4 separate regions of the Homo sapiens genome follow, and all the other regions are linked to region 3. Evidence: read pairs that join two places in POLR2A ChIA-PET (ENCODE). Cell type or tissue: CD4-positive, alpha-beta T cell. All regions are shown on one strand. Links, peaks and the distances in the headings refer to the core of each region. The heading gives the core; the rest is flanking DNA.

The links. ChIA-PET counts read pairs that join two places held together with the same protein. Peaks named below come from ENCODE experiments on the same cell type or tissue, not always from the same donor. Only the 100,000 strongest peaks of a DNase experiment are listed, where the experiment ranks them.
Region 1: POLR2A ChIA-PET joins it to region 3 with 24 read pairs; 14 of 35 experiments call an interaction of 5 or more read pairs at or near these places.
Region 2: POLR2A ChIA-PET joins it to region 3 with 11 read pairs; 6 of 35 experiments call an interaction of 5 or more read pairs at or near these places.
Region 4: POLR2A ChIA-PET joins it to region 3 with 14 read pairs; 12 of 35 experiments call an interaction of 5 or more read pairs at or near these places.

The regions. Positions count from the first base shown.
Region 1 is chr12:47,205,192-47,209,841 of GRCh38, forward strand. All of the region lies in intron 2 of PCED1B (PC-esterase domain containing 1B), which reads left to right. It overlaps PCED1B-AS1 (PCED1B antisense RNA 1), which reads right to left. Exons shown (of 3, transcript NR_026544.1): 3 at 3,229-4,650. Among named protein-coding and RNA genes, the nearest start is that of PCED1B-AS1, 8.9 kb to the right of the region's middle. In CD4-positive, alpha-beta T cell, for the core only: no CTCF peak of the experiment used is centred there; DNase peaks (open chromatin) are centred at 870, 2,300 and 2,790; H3K4me3 peaks cover 1,487 bases; H3K27ac peaks cover 3,817 bases.
Region 2 is chr12:47,395,514-47,400,163 of GRCh38, forward strand. No RefSeq gene overlaps it. Among named protein-coding and RNA genes, the nearest start is that of LINC02156, 17 kb to the right of the region's middle. RefSeq lists a silencer at 2,275-2,324. In CD4-positive, alpha-beta T cell, for the core only: a CTCF peak has its summit at 2,366 (motif pointing left); DNase peaks (open chromatin) are centred at 1,878 and 2,328.
Region 3 is chr12:47,274,590-47,279,239 of GRCh38, forward strand. No RefSeq gene overlaps it. Among named protein-coding and RNA genes, the nearest start is that of PCED1B-AS1, 60 kb to the left of the region's middle. In CD4-positive, alpha-beta T cell, for the core only: no CTCF peak of the experiment used is centred there; DNase peaks (open chromatin) are centred at 2,412 and 3,692; H3K27ac peaks cover 3,242 bases.
Region 4 is chr12:47,191,618-47,196,267 of GRCh38, forward strand. All of the region lies in intron 2 of PCED1B (PC-esterase domain containing 1B), which reads left to right. Among named protein-coding and RNA genes, the nearest start is that of MIR4698, 6.1 kb to the left of the region's middle. In CD4-positive, alpha-beta T cell, for the core only: a CTCF peak has its summit at 2,383 (motif pointing left); DNase peaks (open chromatin) are centred at 614, 1,674 and 2,374; H3K4me3 peaks cover 1,558 bases; H3K27ac peaks cover 2,300 bases.

The DNA.
Region 1 (4,650 bases), core at 431-4,430, 69 kb before region 3:
AAGTCTAAGTTGTCCTCTTGCACTGAATCAATTCCTGGATGGAGGCTACAAGATCAGATGAGCCAGTTTATCGATCTGGGTGGTACCAGCTGATCCATGGAGTACAGGGTCTACAAAATACCTCAAGCACTGATCTTAGGTTTTATTATAGTGACGTTATCCCCAGGAGCAATTTGGAAAGGTTCAGAATCCTGCAGCCTCCAGCTGCATGACTCCTAAACCATAATTTATAATCTGGTACCTAAGGTGGTAGTCTTGCAAAGACAGTGTAGTCTTCAGGTAGGAAGGTGGTTTGTTTTGGCAAAGGGCTGTTACCGTCTTTGTTTCAAAGTTATACTATAAACTAAGTTCCTGCCAAAGTTAGTTCAGCCTATACCCAGGAATGGTGTAACAGCTTGGAAATTAGAAGCAAGGTGGAGTCAGTTAGGTCAGATTTCTTTCACTGACATAATTTTCTTAGTTGTAATTTTTGCAAAGTCAGTTTCAATAGGTTTTTATGAATAGGAGGAAAGAAAGAGAGGGAAAGAGGGAGAAGAGGAGGGAGGAAAAGAGGGAGAGAGAGAGGAAGGAAGGAAGGAAGGAAAAAAAAGGGGCAATAACCATGTAACCGCCTAAGGGGTTCACCTTGCCCACTGCGTAGACAGAGCCAATTCACCAAAATAAGGGAATTGGAATAGAGAAAGAGTAATTCACGCAGAGCCAACTGTGCAGGAGACCAGGGTTTTATTATTACTCAAATCAGTCTCCCCCAGCGTTTGGAGAGCAGAGTTTTTAAGGACAATTTGGTGGGTTGGGGGAAGCCAGTGAGCCAGGAGTGCTGATTGGTTAGGGATGAAATCACAAGGAGTCGAAGCTGTCTTCTTGCGCTGAGTCAGTTCCTGGGTGGAGGGCACAAGATCAGATGAACCAGTTTACCGATCTGGATGGTGTCAGCTGATCCATCACATGCAGGGTCTGCAAAATATCTCAAGCATTGATCTTGGGAGCAGTTTAGGGAGGGTCAGAATCTTGGAGACTCCAGCTGCATGACTCCTATCCATAATTTCTAATCTTGTGGCTCATGTTAGTCCTACAAAGGCCATCTAGTCCCCAGACAAGAAGGAGGTCTGCTTTGGCAAAGGGCTGTTATCATCTTTGTTTCAAACTATAAACTAAATTTCTCCCAAAGTTAGTTCAGCCTATGCCCAGGAATGAACAAGGACAGCTTGGAGGTTAGAGGCAAGATAGCTAGCGTTGGTTAAGTTAGATCTCTTTCACCGTCTCAGTCATAATTTTGCAAAGGCAGTTTCAACCATAGTCAGCCCTCAGTAAGTACTAACCATAATATTGTCAATGATTGGCACCAGGCTTGGTGTGTTTTGCTCCACCTCCTGCCTCCTTGGTAATTCCTCAGCCTGCTGGGGACAAGGCAAAAGTCTTTTTTCAGTTTCTCTTTATATGAATTGATCATTTTTCAACTGCTAGGTTTTCTTTGGGGGACTGAGGCAGAAGGATCACTTGAGGCCAGGAGTTCAAGACCAGCCTGGTCAATATAGCGAAACCTCATCTCTACCCCGCCCCCGCAACAAAAAAAAAATCCAAGGTTTTTTTAAGGACCTTGTATGTTAAAAATGAAAGTGAAGAAGTAGATCTGACGGTAGTTACAGACACTACCCTGTTTCTACCTTCCACTCTGTGCTCTCAAATCCCAACATCACCAACATAAATAAATGGTGATTAGATGCTTTAGCCAGCATTTGCTCTTGCCTTAGGTAAATGGCTATTCGAATGGCCAGGGACTTTGACATACTCATCCAACTGAAGCTGAACTCAACTTGGCAGGCTCTGCCCAGGTAGAAGGAGCTTTGAATGGGATTTTAGCAAACAATCAGATGTTACCAAAATCTTATTAGGAGAACAGCATGTAGAGTTACCCTGTGGTCTCTAGCTCAGGGCCTTGAGGGAATATCCTTTCAGAGCCTAGATGGAGCCCCATGGTCAATGCACCAAGAAAATAAAGGACTTTAGCCTGAAGGTGACAGATGGAGGACTAAATTACTTTAAACTTTTGTCCAAAATACATAAACATATTGCTAGAATAATATCAGTGTTGGTTTGAATAGCCTGTTGGATTGGTTGAGATGAAGTAAGGAGCTGGCAGCTGGGCTCATCTGGTAGCACAGATAAGAACCTAATTAGCTCTATGAAAGAGGAAGCCCTGTGCCACCTCCCCAGAGCTGTGTGAGGCCCAGGGGCACACCTTCCAGCTGCCTGAGGCTGCTGCCTCCTCCCAGTCCCACTGAGGAAAGGAAGTGCTCTTTCTCTCCTGATAGGACAAGGATGACCCAGCAGATGGGCACGTGGGCAGGCAGAGCTCTCAACTACCTTTTCTCTTAGCATGGGTGACAGTGTGTATGACCACAGACCTCCCTTCCTTCCTCTTTGCTTTTATGGACCAAGCGATGGAAGGAAATGACAATAAGGAAATCTTCCTTACACAAATATGTAAGTATGCATTCCTCTTCATCAGACACAATCACAACTTAAAGAACTTGCATCAGTCTTGTGAGCTGGCCCCTAACCCCTGACTATAATCTATTATTCTTAAGATACCTACTGAGAGAACTTATTCAGATAAAACATTTTAGGGCTTTTTGGAGCTTTTCTATTTAAAGAATAACAAGCTCCTTCTCTAGTTTTCTTTAACAAACTAAGCATATGACAGGCAGAGGTTACAGATTTTTCATAGCTTACTTCCTCCTGAAATTTAAGTCTGTGGTTAATCAAGCTCTGTGAATGACAGTTTCTCCCTCGAACTTTGTGGGCTAACACAGCTCTCTGAACACCCATAATTTGTTGGGTTTTTTTTTTCTTTTTTTCCTGAGCAGTGTAAACAATTGTAAAGCTTTAAATAAATAAGCTATAAGAAGTTTTCCCAGGGTCTTGATTCTGTGACTCCACCAGGTGTCAAGGTCTCTGAACCGGCTGCCCTTAGACACGTGCCTGAACTCAAAGCAGTCATACTGTTAAGGGATAGACTTGGTGCTGTAAACTTAGCCATTTTGGTTTTTGTTTGTTTGTTTGTTTTCAGACAGGGTCTCATCTCCCAGGCTGGAGTGCAGTGGCACGATCATAGCTCACTGCAGACTTGACTTTCTGGGCTCAGGTGATCCTCCCACCTCAGCCTCCTGAGTAGCTGAGTATAGCACGCACCACCACCCTCAGCTAATTTTTTATTTTTATTTTTTTGAGACGGAGTCTCACTCTGTCACTCAGGCTCTAGAGTGCAGTATCGCGATCTCGGCTCACTGCAACCTCTACCTCCCAGGTTCAAGCAGTCCTGCCTCAGCGTCCCGAGTAACTGGGACTACAGGCGTATTTTTAATAGAGACAGGGTTTCTCCATGTTAGCCAGGCTGGTCTCGAACTCCTGACCTCAAGTGATGCACCCACCTTGGCCTCCCAAAGTACTGGGATTATAGGCATGAGTCACCCTGCCCAGGCTATTTTTATTTTTGTATAGATAGGGTCTCACTATGTTGCCTAGACTGGTTTCAAACTCCTGGGCTCAAGCGATCCTTCCACCTTGGGCTCCTAAACTGCTGGGTTTACAGGCGTGAGGCTGTTTTGATTTCACTTGTAGGGAACAAAGACTGACACTGGCCGGGTGCAGTGGTTCATGTCTATAATCCCAACATTCTGAGAGGCTGAGGCAGGCAGATTGCTTGAGCCCAGGAGTTCAAGACCAGCCTGGTCAACATAGTGAGACCCTGTATCTACCAAAAATAACTTAACAACAACAAAAACAAATGCCCTGCTTGACTTTGTCACAGTGTTTTAATTTTCATTTACATCACCCTTCTCTATGTGGCACTGTGCGTGTGGCATCTATGCTGCTCAGGACACAGTGAGGTGTCTGGTTGTCAGGGTGAGCAAAGACCAGGGCAGGCAGAGGGACCTCAGATTCCGGCTTCACTGCTTAGTGTCAGCTGATTGGCTTGAGGCAGAACCAGCCCTCCAGGAAGTCCTTTCCCTTTTCTGATATTCCTCATGGAGACAGTAAGAGCTACCCTGCAGGGTGGTTTTAAAGGTAACAATAGGCTGGGCTCACCTGTAATCCCAAAGGTGGGAGGATCACCTGAGGTAAGGTGTTCGAGACCAGCCTGGCCAACGGGGCATGGTGGCACATGCCTGTAATCCCGGCTACTCGGGAGGCTGAGGCAGGAGAATCACTTGAACCAGGGAGGCGGAGTTTGCCGTGAGCCAAGATCATGCCATCGCACTCCAGCCTGGGCAACAGAGCAAGATTTCGTCTCAAAAAAAAAGGTAATAATAATGAATACATGAATATGTAACACCTGGATTAAAGTAGACTCTCAATAAATGGTAGCAATAATAATTATTGTTGATTTTGTGAAAAGAGTTGATACACTTTAAATGCTTGGAATAGTATACTCAGTAGGTGTTCATTGTTATTGAATACTGTTATCAAAGGGAATCCAGATGCCTTATCAATTTGGGATCTTCAGGCTTTATCCCAGTAATGCTATGGATTTGGCTAATGTGTTTGATTAAGGCAGAAAGGCTGGTATCTTCAGAAAAATTTTATGTGATTTAGCAGGTTAAATTCAACCTATGAAGGGAAGTAAAATTATAAGATCTGAGTCTTAGA
Region 2 (4,650 bases), core at 437-4,436, 120 kb after region 3:
AATTTCAAAAACAGGCAAAGCTACTACCATTGTCGGGTGGTGATGGTGATAATGGGGGGTGGGGAGCAATTGAAAGGAGTTTCAAGGAGTTCCAGTGGCTGGTCATGTTCTGTTTCTTGATCAGACAGTGAAACACAAATGTGTTCACTTCATGAAAATTCACAAGCTATACATTTATGAGTTGTGCTCATTTCTGATTGCATGTCATACTTCAATAAAAAATTTACTTAAAATTTGAAAAAAATTAAGTAATTATTTCAGGCTGAAAATGTTTGTAAACCATTAAGAACATCAAAGTGTCTGCATTTTGAAAATATGTGATTTTATTCTTGGTGCCCATGGAGATTCAAAATGTACCTCTTTTAACAACAAATGAATTTTTCTCCTATAGTACAAAATCACTCTTTTTTTTTTTTAAAAGAAGTCTCGCTCTTGTCTCCCAGGCTGGAGTGCAATGATGCCATCTCAGCTCACTGCAACCTCTGCCTCCCGGGTTCAAGCAATTCTCCTGCCTCAGTCTCTTGAGTAGCTGGGATTGCAGCTGCCTGCCACCATGCCTGGCTAATTGTTTTTTTAGTAGAGATGGGGTTTCACCACATTGGCCAGGCTGGTCTCAAACTCCTGACCTCAGATGATTCACCTGTCTCGGCCTCCCAAAGTGCTGGGATTACAGGCATGAGCCACTGCTCCCAGCCCAATGACTCGTTTTTAATTCAACTAAAATAAAACTAGGAATCAATCACTGTTGAGTAATGGGGATTTGTAAAAACATCTGAAATATGAAAAATGTTACCAAAACTTGGGTAGAGACTGGGGTAGCTGTCAGGACACTTGTGACAGAAGCCAGCACTTGGCCTAGCCTTTCAGAATTACTGTGGGACTTTCACTGAATCAGACTTCCCTTCTTTCTTAAAAGACCCATATGGGGCAACTGTATCTCACCATACATCTTCTTCTCTCTTTTTTTTTCTAGCTAAAATGGAAAGGATGGAACCCGAGATATCTTTGTCTTTGTCTTCCTTGTCTTCCTTGTTGACATTCTTTGTCTTCCTTGTTGACAGCTCCTGCAGGCATCCCCAAACTGATTTGCTGAAGGTGAGAATCTGCCCCCTGAATCACAAAGGGTGGCTGTGCTGCTCACTTAGTCTGTTTTGTGTTGCTGTAACAGGATATCTGAGACCCAGTAATTTACAAAGAAAAGGGGTTCATTTAGCTCATGGTTCTGCAGGCTGGGAAGTACAAGAAGCATAGCATTAGCATCTGCTCTGGTGAGAGCCACATGGTAGGTCCAAACATGGTAGAGAAGGTCAAAGGGGAATTATGAAAAGTCAGAGCCCAATGGCATCTTGGCTTTACCACAACCTATTCTCAAGGGAAGAAATCCATTCTCAGCAATGAACCTAGTCTGGCCAGACAAAGAATTTACTAACTAACAAAAGGGTACCAAGCCATGCATGAGGGCTCTGCCTCCATGACCAAGTACTTCCCACAGGCTTACTTCCCAACCCCGCAAGACAAGGACCAAATTTCAACATGAGTTTTGCTGGGAACAAACAAATCCTACCCAAACCATAGCAGCTGCCAATGACAAAATGAAACCAAGTTTCATAGGGCCCTCTCTGCTCCACATGTAGGCAACTCTGCAGGCATTTGGAGCACCTGTTAGCATGGACTAGAAGTCTAATTGGCCCTTTCTTCCTGTGCAGAGATCCTGGTGCAGGTGGCTCTCCCTGCTTCACCCCTAGGCATATCTTCAGGCATTTGGAGCACCTGCTCTCTTGGTTCAGCAGCCTGAGCCACCCCCACCCTTCCTGTGCATAGACTGTGGTACAGTAGGGCCCCCTCCACTGCAAGCAGATCTCCAGACATTCAAATCACCTTCTTGCTTGGTTCAGCAGCTGAAGTCACCCCACCCCTCCTGTACAGAGATCTTGGTGCAGGGGACTTTTTCTCTGCTTCATGGCCAGGGAGATCTTCAGGACCCTGGAGCACCACTCTCCTGGATTAGGAGTTTAGGCTGACACCCATCCCCATCCAGAGAACTTGGGGCTGAGGAGGTTTCCTAGCTCCATGCCTAGGCACACCTCTAGAAACTTGGTGGCAGCCCACTGGATTCTCCTTTGGCACTGGTGCTTATGCTTGCCATCAGGGGACGTGTAACTGGGCCTTCCAAGTTCGGCTCCACCCATCTTGCCCCACCCCTCCATTCCCTGGAGCTGAGAAGAGAGCTCAGACCACTGTGCATTCCATAAATGAGCCCATTGCCTGAGGCAACAAAGAGCTCCTCTCAGTAAACAAGGATCGGGTATATACCCAGCCATGTTGGCCACAACCAGCTCTTACACATAAGTGACATCTACTGGCTTGTCTGTTTAACTGCACAGCCCCGTGTAATATCTAGAGAGTGTAGGAAGAGGGGAAGGGAAAGAAAAAGAAGAAAAGGCAATAATTTTATAGGGAAAGAAATAAAAACAAAAATCCTACCCACACAAAAATAATTACAAAAATTAGAAGTGCCAGCACTTCCAGATGAGAAGGAATCAGAGCAAGAATTCTGGAACCATGAAAAATCTGAATGTGACAACATCAAAAGATCACAGTAGCTCTCCAGCAATGGTCCCTAACCCAGATGGAAACCCAGAAATTACAGATAAAGAATTCAAAGCATGAATTGCAAGGAAGCTCAATAAGATCCAAGACAAGGTTGAAAATCAACACAGGCCAGGTGCAGTGGCTCATGCCTGTAATCCCAAGACTTTGAGAGGCCAAGGCAGCAGGATCACTTGAGGTCAGGAGTTCAAGACCAGTCTGGCCAACATGGTGAAACCCTGTTTCTACTAAAAATACAAAAAATTAGCTGGGTGTGGTGGCGCACGTGTGTAGTCCCAGCTACTTGGGAGGCTGTGGCAGGAGAATCACTTGAGCTGGGAAGCGGAGGTACCAGTGAGCCAAGATCACACCACTGTACTCCAGCCTGGGTGACAAAGAAAGACTCCATCTAAAAAAAAAAAAAAAAAAATCAGCACAAGGAAACTTCTAAAGTAATCTGGGAAATGAAAGAAGAGATAAAACATCCTAAAAATAAATCAGTCAGAGCTTCTGGAATTGAAAAACTCACTTAGGGAATTTCAAAATACAACTGAAAGTTTTATCAATAGACTGCACCAAGCAGAAGAAAGAATTTCAGAGTTTGAAGACTGGTCTTTTGAACTAACCCACTTACACAAAAATTTTGTTAAAAAGAATTTTTTAAAGATAGTCTTTGAGAAATATAGAATTATGTCAAGTGACCAAACCTATGCATTGTTGGCATTCCTGAGAGACAAGAGAAAAAGTAAACAACCTGGAAAACATATTTGAGGAAATAATTCAAGAAAATTTTCCTAATCTTGCTAGAGAGGTAGACATCTGGATATAAGAAATCCAGAGAACATCTGTGACAAACTATTCAAAATGAACATAACAAAGAAATTAAGTCACTACACTGTCCAAGGTCAATATTAAAGAAAAAAAAATGTTAAAGGCAGCTAAAGACAGAGATCAGATCACATACAAAGGGAACCCTATCATGCTAACAGCAGACTTCTCAGTATAAACCTTACCAACCAAGATAGGCTGGTGGCCTATTTTCAGCATTCTAAAAGACAAGAAATTGTATTTCGCAGAGAAATACAAAAGACTCTCAGAGACTATTATGAACACCTCTGTGCACACAAACTAGAAAATTTAGAGGAAATGGATTAATTTCTGGAAACACACAAGGCCCCAAGATTGAATCAGGAAGAAGTTGAAACACTGGACAGATCAATGTGAAGTTCCAAAATTGAATCAGTCACAAAAAAAGCCCCAGACCAGATGGATTCACAGTTGGGTGAATTCTGCCAGATGTACAAAGAAGAGGTGGTACCAATTCTACTGAAACTATTCCAAGAAAACAAGGAGGAGGATGCCTCCCTAACTCATTCTGTGAAGCCGTCATCACCCTGATACCAAAACCTGGCAAAGACACAATGAAAAAAAGAAAACTACAGGCCAATGTCCCTGATGAACATAGACAAAAATAACTTTAACCAAATCCAACAAAACCAAATCTAACAGCACATCAAAAAACTAATTCACAATGATCAAGTAGGCTTCATTCGTGGGATGCAAGGTTGGTTCAGCTGTGCAAATCAATAAATGTGATTCACCATATAAACAGAATTAAAAACAAAAGCCGTATGATCATCTCAATAGACATGGAGAAAGCTTTTGATAAAAGCTAACATCCTTTAATCGTAAAAGCCCTTAACAAACTAGGCATTGAAGGAACATGCCTCAAAATAATAAGAGCCATCTATCACAAACCCACAGTCAATATCATACTGAATGGGAAAAAACTGGAAGCATTTCCCTTGAGAAAAAGAACATGACAAAGATGCCTACTCTCCTCACTGCTATTCAAAATAGCACCAGAAGTGCTAGCCAGAACAATCAGGTAAGATAAAAAAAAAAAAGACATCCAAATAGTAAAAGAAGAAGTCAAGCTATCTCTCTTTGCTGATGATATGATTCTACACCTAGAAAACCCTAAAGATTCTGCCAAAAGGGCTCTGGAACTTATAAACAACTTCAGTAAAGTTTCAGGATACAAAATCAATGTACAAAATT
Region 3 (4,650 bases), core at 202-4,201:
TATATCACATCACAGATGACAAGTGCTTCCAAAGAATATAAATGCTATTTTAGGCTTAGGTTTCTACATTGTCTAAGTTTCCATTACTTAAAGGAGAGACTTTCTTGCAGAAGGTATATTACTTCATACACAAGTTGGGATTTATACTGACTTTCCTAACATATGTATCTGGGAGAAACATTTGTGTGCAGTAGAAATGAAACCAGTCTAATTTTCCCATAGAACTGATGTTTTCAGTCTTTTAAAATAAACATAGAAATTGACCCTCCTGGTCTTAAAGCTTGAAACTTACAATCTGAGTTCCTTTCTCAGGAAATCATCATCAGGCCTTCTCAGATAGTATCAAGGAACTGAAACTCACCAGATCACTGCATCCAGACAATGAGATGCCAGATCCCTCACCCATCATGATTCCCAAACTGACTGCGTGCTTCCTATTGACCATCACCTCTTCCTTACTCCTCCCTGATTTCTGTTTTCCTGCTCATAGTTACATTCCTTCCCTGATATATAAATCCCCAACTTTAGTCAGTTGGAGAGACGGATTTGAGACTTATTTCCCATCTCCCTGGCTCACGTCACCTAAATAAAACCTTTCTTCCCTGGCAATACTCATTGTATCAGTGATTGGCTTTCTGTGTAGCGAGCAATGGGACATAGACTATACCCCTGACATTTTGGTGGCAGAAAGAGTTAATTACTAATCAAGTTTTCTCATTGATTTTTGATAATTTTTTTTAATTTTGTTTTTTGTTTTTCGTTTTTTTTTGAGATGGAGTCTCACTCTGTTGCCTAGTACGATCTCAGTTCACTGTAACCTCTGCTTCCTGGGTTAAAGCAATTCTTCTGCCTCAGCCTCCCTGAGTAGCTGGGATTATAGATGCCCACTACCATGCCTGGCTAATTTTTGTATTTTTAGTGGGGATAGGGTTTCACCATATTGGATAGGCTGGTCTCGAACACTTGAGCTCAAGTGATCCACCCTCCTCAACCTCCCAAAGTGCTAGGATTACAGGCAGGATACAGAGTTCTTGATGGTGTAGTTTGTATTTTTCCAAGGTAGATCTTAAACTGGCAACATAATTACACTTACTCTTGTCTTTTAGGCTAAAAAATAATTGTCAGTACTTGTGGAATGTCAATATTTCTGTGTTGCTTAATTAGATCATAGAGAATGCTCAGTTTCCTGGAGCATGTTTTCTTTTTGTTTGGTTTGTTTTGAGAGAAGGAGATTAGCAGGGTACAGAAAGCCAATTCTCTGAGATTACTGGAAAATAAAGCATTTACATAAATAGTTCCAGAAAGATTTATATGGATCTATTTTCAAAAATTATAGTCTGTAGACTTGCAGGTAAAAAAGCTCCAAGCAGGGAAAATAGGCAGAATTAGTTTCTCAGGAAGAACATGTGTTTGGATGCCTCTTAAATTTATGATTTTAGGATAATCTAATACCACTATAATTATACTACTACTATATATTTTTCTACATGATACTCCGGTTTAGCTCAGCAAGAGTTACAGATGTTTGCTAATTCCTGAAGCATCTGAAACAGGTATTAAGTCATTCACCTACCGATATTTAATGAGCCCTGTCTAGGAGCAAGACATTATGGCAATACGCAGGAGACTTTTTTTTTTTTTTGGAGACAGAGTCTAATTGTGTCACTTAGGCTTAAGTGCAGTGATGCAGTCTCGGCTTACTGCAACCTCCACCTCCATCTCCTGAGTAGCTGGGACTATAGGTGTGCATGACAATGCCCAGCTAATTTTTGTATTTTTAGTAGACACAGGGTTTCGTCAGGCTGCCCAGGCTGGTCACAAACTCCTGGGCTCAAGTGACCCCACCAGCCTCGGCCTCCCAAAGTGCTGGAATTATAGGCGTGAGCCACCATACCCGGCCTGCAAGAGACTTTTAGATGAAATCCTAGTTAATCCTAGTTAAGATCTGGTTAATAGAGTTAAGCACTACCACACAATGTTTACTACATTGTTCAAATATACAACACACATTTGCAAATCTTAAATAAATGAAACCGGAAATAAACTTACTGTGGGTCACTGTGTACCTCAATTTCGTTGTGTGTAATGCTGTGATCCTTCTATCTTTATAGTACCTTTACACACAATGGTGACTCAATAAATGTTTGTTGATGGCAGGCTGAATGAGTGTAGATATGAAGAAAGTAATCCCCACCACCACCCTGCCCTGAAAAACTGATTGCATTATGGTGCTTCTAATTAACTTTTGGTAGATACTAAATGAAAGGGGACCGAACTCTGACCCAAAGTTCATGTTTACAGCTTTGAACAGATTGAGTTTCACTCTTGAAGTGTGTGAACACAAAACAGCAGAACCCAGTGAGACAGGAAGCAGACAATTTTAACCATAGCTACTGCCACTGGAGGGGTGGGGTAGTTTGGGCTTTATTGTGCAAGACAGGAAGTATCCAGAGAGAAGAAGGAAAGGTATGAACTTGTATTGAGTGTTAAGTCTGTGTCAGGCATCAGGCCAGCAGCTTATATAAACCATTGTTGGATCACTCTGCCATTCTGAACTGGAGCCATTTAAAGATAAAAAGGACGACTCTTAGAAGTGTTATAGTTAGATAACTTGCCCAAAAAGTCTCACAGCTCACATTTGGCAGGTTCTGGATTGAAACTCAGACCAGTCTGCTTTGAAGGCCACAGCTTTCCCACTCTGCTCAGCTGTTTCCATTCTGCCTTTTGTAGTAAGAGGACTGACCATTTGAATTAGGTTCTCTTGGTTTTAAGAATAAGACTTAGGTCACCTCAAGTAATGAAGAATGTGCTATGTCCATTCCTTTAGAAAAGAGGAGCCAGTGATCTCAGGCTCATGACAAAGTCTCAGGAAACCCAGGAAAAGCAGAACCACCAGCTTTCAGAAAGGGTAGGAATGTTGTCAGAGCCAGGTCTCAAGGCGACGAATGAGAAAGTTGTTTAGATGCCAAGACAATTCTGGGAGTGCGAGTGTGGGATCTTCTGGGTCTTCTGGAAGGCCACTCACCATTAACATGACCCACTGACCCTCTGCAAGTTTGTTTTTTGGGGCATCTCTGGTTCTCTTTCATCATTGACTGGCTTTCCCACCTTTTTCTCACAATCTTTCTCTTAACGCCTATCCGCCCCTTGATTGTGCTCCCTCTCTACTTTAAGTGACTTATGACCCCTCATGGTCTCCACTCTTCTTCAAGGCTTCTTTCTTTTGCAGTATCTCAACAACTCTCAGTATATACTGCTCCATTTTCTCAGTGTTTCTTAATTCTAGTTCCTGAGAATTAGACTGCTGAAGCCAGCTTTACCTTGTTTGGAAAGGCTTTTCATGCTGGAATATCTCATGGGCTTCTAACAAGCCTAGAGGTCTGGGCTGCCCTGAGTTAGGGGTCCAGCCAGGTTTAGTCACCCCAGGAAAGTTGTGGGTGCACCTAGTTCCTTTAGAAGTGGCTAGGGACTGGGAAGGCACAGTGACTGACATACTGGTAGTGATGGATGAGAATGAAAATTGATCTCCCATAAACATCAGGTCAGCAGCAGAAAGGGGAGGTCACAAAATGGTAGTGGCACAAGCTGGCACTGCATAGAGTGGGAGGAAGATGGCACTAGGAAGAAATGCAAATATTTTTAGTCAAGAATTGGGAGTGACTGGGGAAGGAGCTACAGACCATGAGTCATCCATGAGTCATTCCTTCATAAGAATATGAAGGTTTCTTCACCAGAGACCTCTAGGAATGCTTCCTGTCTCTCCTTTTGTTGTTTCATTAAAATGTGTGCAATCTTACTGAGAATTGGGATTTTTCTCTTATTTCCAGCCTTGATATAGAATTGAGAACGTGACATTAATTATTTTTGTCTCTCAACTAAACTTATTTTTTAAAGATATTTTAATTATATAAATAACATACAAATATATTCTCACTATGAAAAATTCAAATAGTAGAGATAAGTCAAAGTCTACCTTGACTCTGTTTCCCAAAGCCTACCTCTTCTTCCCCAGAGGGTAGTCTATGTATATACAAGGTTCTATTGTATTTTTTATATAAGTAAACGGCCGTATTCAATACTTTGCAATCTAGAACCACTTCAACCAAAGTAGGTGGGTAAGGATTTTCACATCTCAGAAATACCAGCAACCAATTTCCACCCACAGATCCTGAATGCCAATAAAGGCTAGCCAGTTTAAGCAGCAGATTCCAGGTAAGTCGAAAGCCAAAGGGATCATTTGGTCAAAGTAAAGTACAAAGAGGCACAAGGATGATAATGGCCACTTATCTCTGAGTAAAGACAGACAGTCTGTGGCTTGACTCCTACCTGGTTTGGTGCTGTGAACTCTATCCATTTGCCTGAATTGGACCAGTGTAGTTGTCCAGTTCCACTGATGAAAATGGGAGTTCTCTTACTACAAACAACTGTAAAAAGTCCCAGAAGATGACAATGGGTAAGGGAGGACCTAAGCAGACAAAGGAGAGCTTATTCAACACTCCTCCCTCCCCACAAAATTGTTCTTTCCATTCCAGCCTCATCATCTAAAGCTCTTCAGAAAGGCTTGAATCAGAAATTCAATTCTGCATAAAGTCCTCATCAATTTATAATTTTAAAACTTTATGAATTTGAAATAATTAGGGAAAAATTTCT
Region 4 (4,650 bases), core at 259-4,258, 83 kb before region 3:
TAGTCATCATCCAGCCTTTGCCCTAAAGCAGAGGTTTTCAGCCCAGGTTGCAAAATAGATTGCCCTGGGAACCTTCATAAAGCTGGACACCTGGGCTGCTCACCCTGAGGAATTGAGGCAGAATCGCTGAGGGTGCGGCCTGGACACAAAAGTTTTGGGGTTTTTTTGGTTTTTTTGTTTTGTTGTGTTGTGCTTTTTTTTTTAAGGACCTGGTGATTCTGATGAGAACCACTTGCCTGCCTTTCTCTTTGCCAATCTGAGTCCATTACCATTTTCTTGAGCTAACTCAGACATCATTTTCTTTAGATACTCTATAGGAGCACCTAACATGGCGCTTGCCACAGAAATGATTGACTGTTTTCTCTCTGTACATCCTCATTAACTCCAACTCAATAGAACACCAATTTAATTTGCCTCCTTTGTATAAATGTATTCAATCCACCCCGTATCACTGTAGAATATCTATACATTGTTCTAGAATTACTGTTTTCTTATTTTATGTGGATCTGGCTTGCTTTAACTATTTCAAAAATGGAGGCTACGCTTTTTTTTTTTGTTTTTTTTTTTTTGCCTCTTTCCATAGTGCCAGCAAAGAGCTTCTAAATCACGACAAACAGTAAATGCATGTTGATTATAAGTAAAACCTATTTTTGCTTTCACTTTCCTTTGATATGAAAGTCAATTAAATAGGCTGCAGAGAACAGGGAGTTTAGAAGGCTGAAATAAGAAAAATATGTAGCCTGGAAAAAAAATGGAGATGACCAGTAAGCAAAGTGAAATTGTATATACTGCAGACTGATCGGCTCTATCCAAATGGGTGCTCCTTTTGGATATGAGCTCATTCAAATGGTAAATGATTTCATTCAAAACTTTCCTTTGGGAAAAGTCACTTGGAGAGTCCACTTTACATAAAAGAATCCAATTTAATCTTCAGTGGAAAAAGTGGAATTGGACGAGGGCAGAGCTCTCCTTTCATTTTAGAGAATAAAAGTGGCAGCCTGGATCCTGGTCCAGTCTCTGGTACTAACTAGCTGTGACTTTGATACATCATTGAGTCCATCAGAGCTGACTGACTCCCAGGGCTCTCCATAGCAATAATGGTAATAAAAATAGCAAACATTCATGGAGTTCTTGCTGTGTAACAGGCACTGTGCTGAGGATTTTTCATGCATTATTTCATTTAACCATCATTCCTTGAGACAAGTACTATCATTAACCCCAACTGAGGAAACTAAGGCTCGGAGAGATTAATTTGTCTAAGATCACAAAGAAAATGTATTTTGGTGAAACTATTCATTCAAGCCTAGCTCCAATGTCCATTCTTCTTTCCTCACGTCTACATGAGACCTTCCTTATCCCCATATTTGCAAGCAGAGTACATTATTCTGGGCTTACTGAATGCTTTATGCACACAGATATTTTAGCGCTTCTCCCATTGTATTTTGCTAATTGTTTTTGCATGTCTCTCCTAGCTGACTGCAAAAAATGAATTCAAGAGCTGTATTCTATTTGTCTTATTACTCTCATCACTTACTGTAGGGCTTAACAATTAATAGACTCTCATATGTACCAAAATATGAACTCTCAAATTTGTTGTATCCTCAGAGAGGTTGAGTAACTGACTCAGGTTCACACAGGAAGTACAAAGTGAGACCGGATTTTGCATTCCGGCATCTGACCGTCCCCACTTCCTATGAGCATCACTGTCCACTCAGAGTTGTTCAAGCCAATGCAGAAACCAGGGAACCATTCTTTATAATAATTCCCTGCTCACAATTCCTGAATTCCTGCCCCCTTCCCCCTTTCCACTCCAGTCATTGTTTCAGCCCATCACCTTCTCCCCAACCCTCAATCACCATGGTAATTCAGATTACTGCCTTCACTCGCCTGGATTACAATAGTTAGGGTGTAGGATTTTGGCTGACCCCCAAAACAAAAGATTAAAAATTATGGATGACTTTTATAAACTACAAGCAAGTCTTACAATTTCCCTCAGAGACAAAGATATACTTCTGCCCACTCAGCCCTGAGTAGCTTCAATCATGGTTCTCTAGTAAGTTAGAATTATATTTTCTCCCCGTGACATAAATTTCAGTATAAGGATCAGCAACATTGCTCCAGTCCTATAAATCATATGAGGCAACCAAATAGTCTCCAAGATTCTAGCTCATTTGCTGTTCATCTGTTTTAAGATTGCATTTCACCAGTTTATTTCAGGGTGTCTGCCATTTTGGCCCCAGTTTTGATAACTGCAGATTGTTGTTATTTTAAAGCCATTTCATTGCTCAGTCTTGCTGGGGCTGGGGCCCTGCCTTGCTCTTGCCCTCACTAAGCTGCATTCTGGTTTCCTGCCTACCTCCCTTGGCTTTGAATAAATACCACATGCTCTTGCTGTGCTTTTGCTGTGCTCTGCCACCTGCAGGGCCCTTGGTCATACTGTGTTGAGACCTCCTTGCAGGAGTGGCCGCTTGCCCTTTGCAGCCAGCATTTTTCAGATAACTTCCCTCCATGCTCCTGAAACACATCTGTCTCCCCACTGCCTGCCTCCTCTCAGGAATAGGTCTTTTTTTATTTTGAGATGGAGTCTCACTCTGTCGCCCAGGCTGGAGTGCAGTGGCACGATCTCAGCTCACTGCAACCTCCACCTGCTGGGTTCAAGTGATTCTCCTGCCTCAGCCTCCTGAATAGCTGGGATTACAGGCGCGCAGCACCACGCCCAGCTAATTTTTGTATTTTTAATAGAGATGGGCTTTCACCATGTTGGTCAGGCTGGTCTCGAACTCCTGACCTCGTGATCCACCTGCCTAGGCCTTCCAAAGTGCTGGGATTACAGGCGTGAGCCACCGCACCTTGCTGGGATGGGTCTCTTTACAGGTACTGGAACTAATTTAGAACCACAAATGTCCCTTTGATAGCTACTTATTGCAAACACAAGAGAAATTTCCTTAGTGTAAAGAAAATCAATCATTTTTGGCAAACTACTTAGACTTTCAACAGTGAAGCTTCTTAGAATATTGAGGTCTCCTGCTCTTCTGGGAACTGTGGGACAAAGTACTCCAGTTAATATCCTCAGATGACCTGCCAACAAGAAAGGTCATACCGGTCGGAGTTCCATGTGCTATTTAAAGAACAGACCTTAGATGGCAGAAGCAGCAATATGTGGCCAGGGTTTTAATGAGGAAGAGAAAGGTGCCGTGTGGCTAAATTCGAGAGTAAATGGCATTGTTGTGTTCAGAAACAGCACTGGCCACTTATCCTGTTTCATAATTCCTCTTCTTTAAAGTTATTATCTTCATTTTGAGTATTGTGAATTATTTATTAGTATTATATATTTAACTTGTTAAATGAAGAAATGTGTTCTTGTATGAGAGGGGGGAAGAAAAGCCTGTTTTAGTCTTTTGGAATTCATCTTTAGAAATATTTCTAAAAGTAGGCCGGGCGCGGTGGCTCACGCCTATAATCCCAGCATTTGGGAGGCGGAGGCGGGTGGATCATGAGGTCAGGAGTTCGAGACCAGCCTGACCAACAAGGCGAAATTCCGTCTCTTCTAAAAATACAAAAATCAGCCGAGCATGGTGGTACACACCTGTAGTCCCAGCTACTCGGGAAGCTGAGACAGGAGAATCACTTAAACCCAAAAGGCGGAGGTTGCAGTGAGCCGAGATCATGCCACTGCACTCCAGCCTGGGCGATGGAGCGAGTCTCTGTCTCAAAAAAAAAAAAAGAAAAAAAGAAATATTTCTGAAGGTGACAGCTAATGTCTCGAGGGAGAAAATGAGGATCATGAGAAAATGAAACAATTTTTCTCCATATTAATTATGTGTACAATCCAAACCTATCTGATAGCTGGTGACTACAAATTTATTCATTTTCCCTCTACCCACCCTCCTTCCTCTGATTATCTTTCTAAATTCACTTAGAGGCAGCAACTACCCAAAAAAAAACCCCACCATAGTAGAGTAGAGGAGGGATGGGTGTTGTATTAAGGAAGGTATAGCCCCTGTAAGTAACATGCTACAGTAAGGGCCAGAAACAAGAAGGTTGCTCACAGCAGCCCCAGTAGAGTTTAATATCAGATATTGAAGTGAGTCAGGAAGATCTAAGAAAATCATACCTGAGTCTACCAGAGTTGTCTGTTCCCACTTTTTTCATTCTTCATTTCCTCACCCTCTATTCACATTTTATGTATAGTTAAATATTCATTATTCATTTTATTATGCCCATGCAGATAGCAGTCAGAACTTAATGTTATAATATACGGGCTATGGTTATGTTTTATTAACCATTTGCTTTTTTCTTGAACTTAATAATTACATTTTTTAAAAACTGCTTAGTTTTCTGGTCTCTATTACAATTCTTCCCACACCTTCCAATATTCTATTAGCCCAATTTTCCAAAGATTAGTCAAACTAGGTGATGCATTAATTTCAGTTCCAAAATAAATGAATTCTTTTAACTTTGCAAAGACTATTACATATAACACTATGTTACAAAATTTGAATATATTGACATTTTTAAAGTAGAGTGTTTATGTGTGTAACTTTTTAAAAATATGTAACCATAAAAAAGTAGGTAAATAATATCAACTTCAACTTAATAGTGCTTTGCTAGGAGGCAGTAGAACTTAGTAGCTAAGTGTCTGGCATTAGA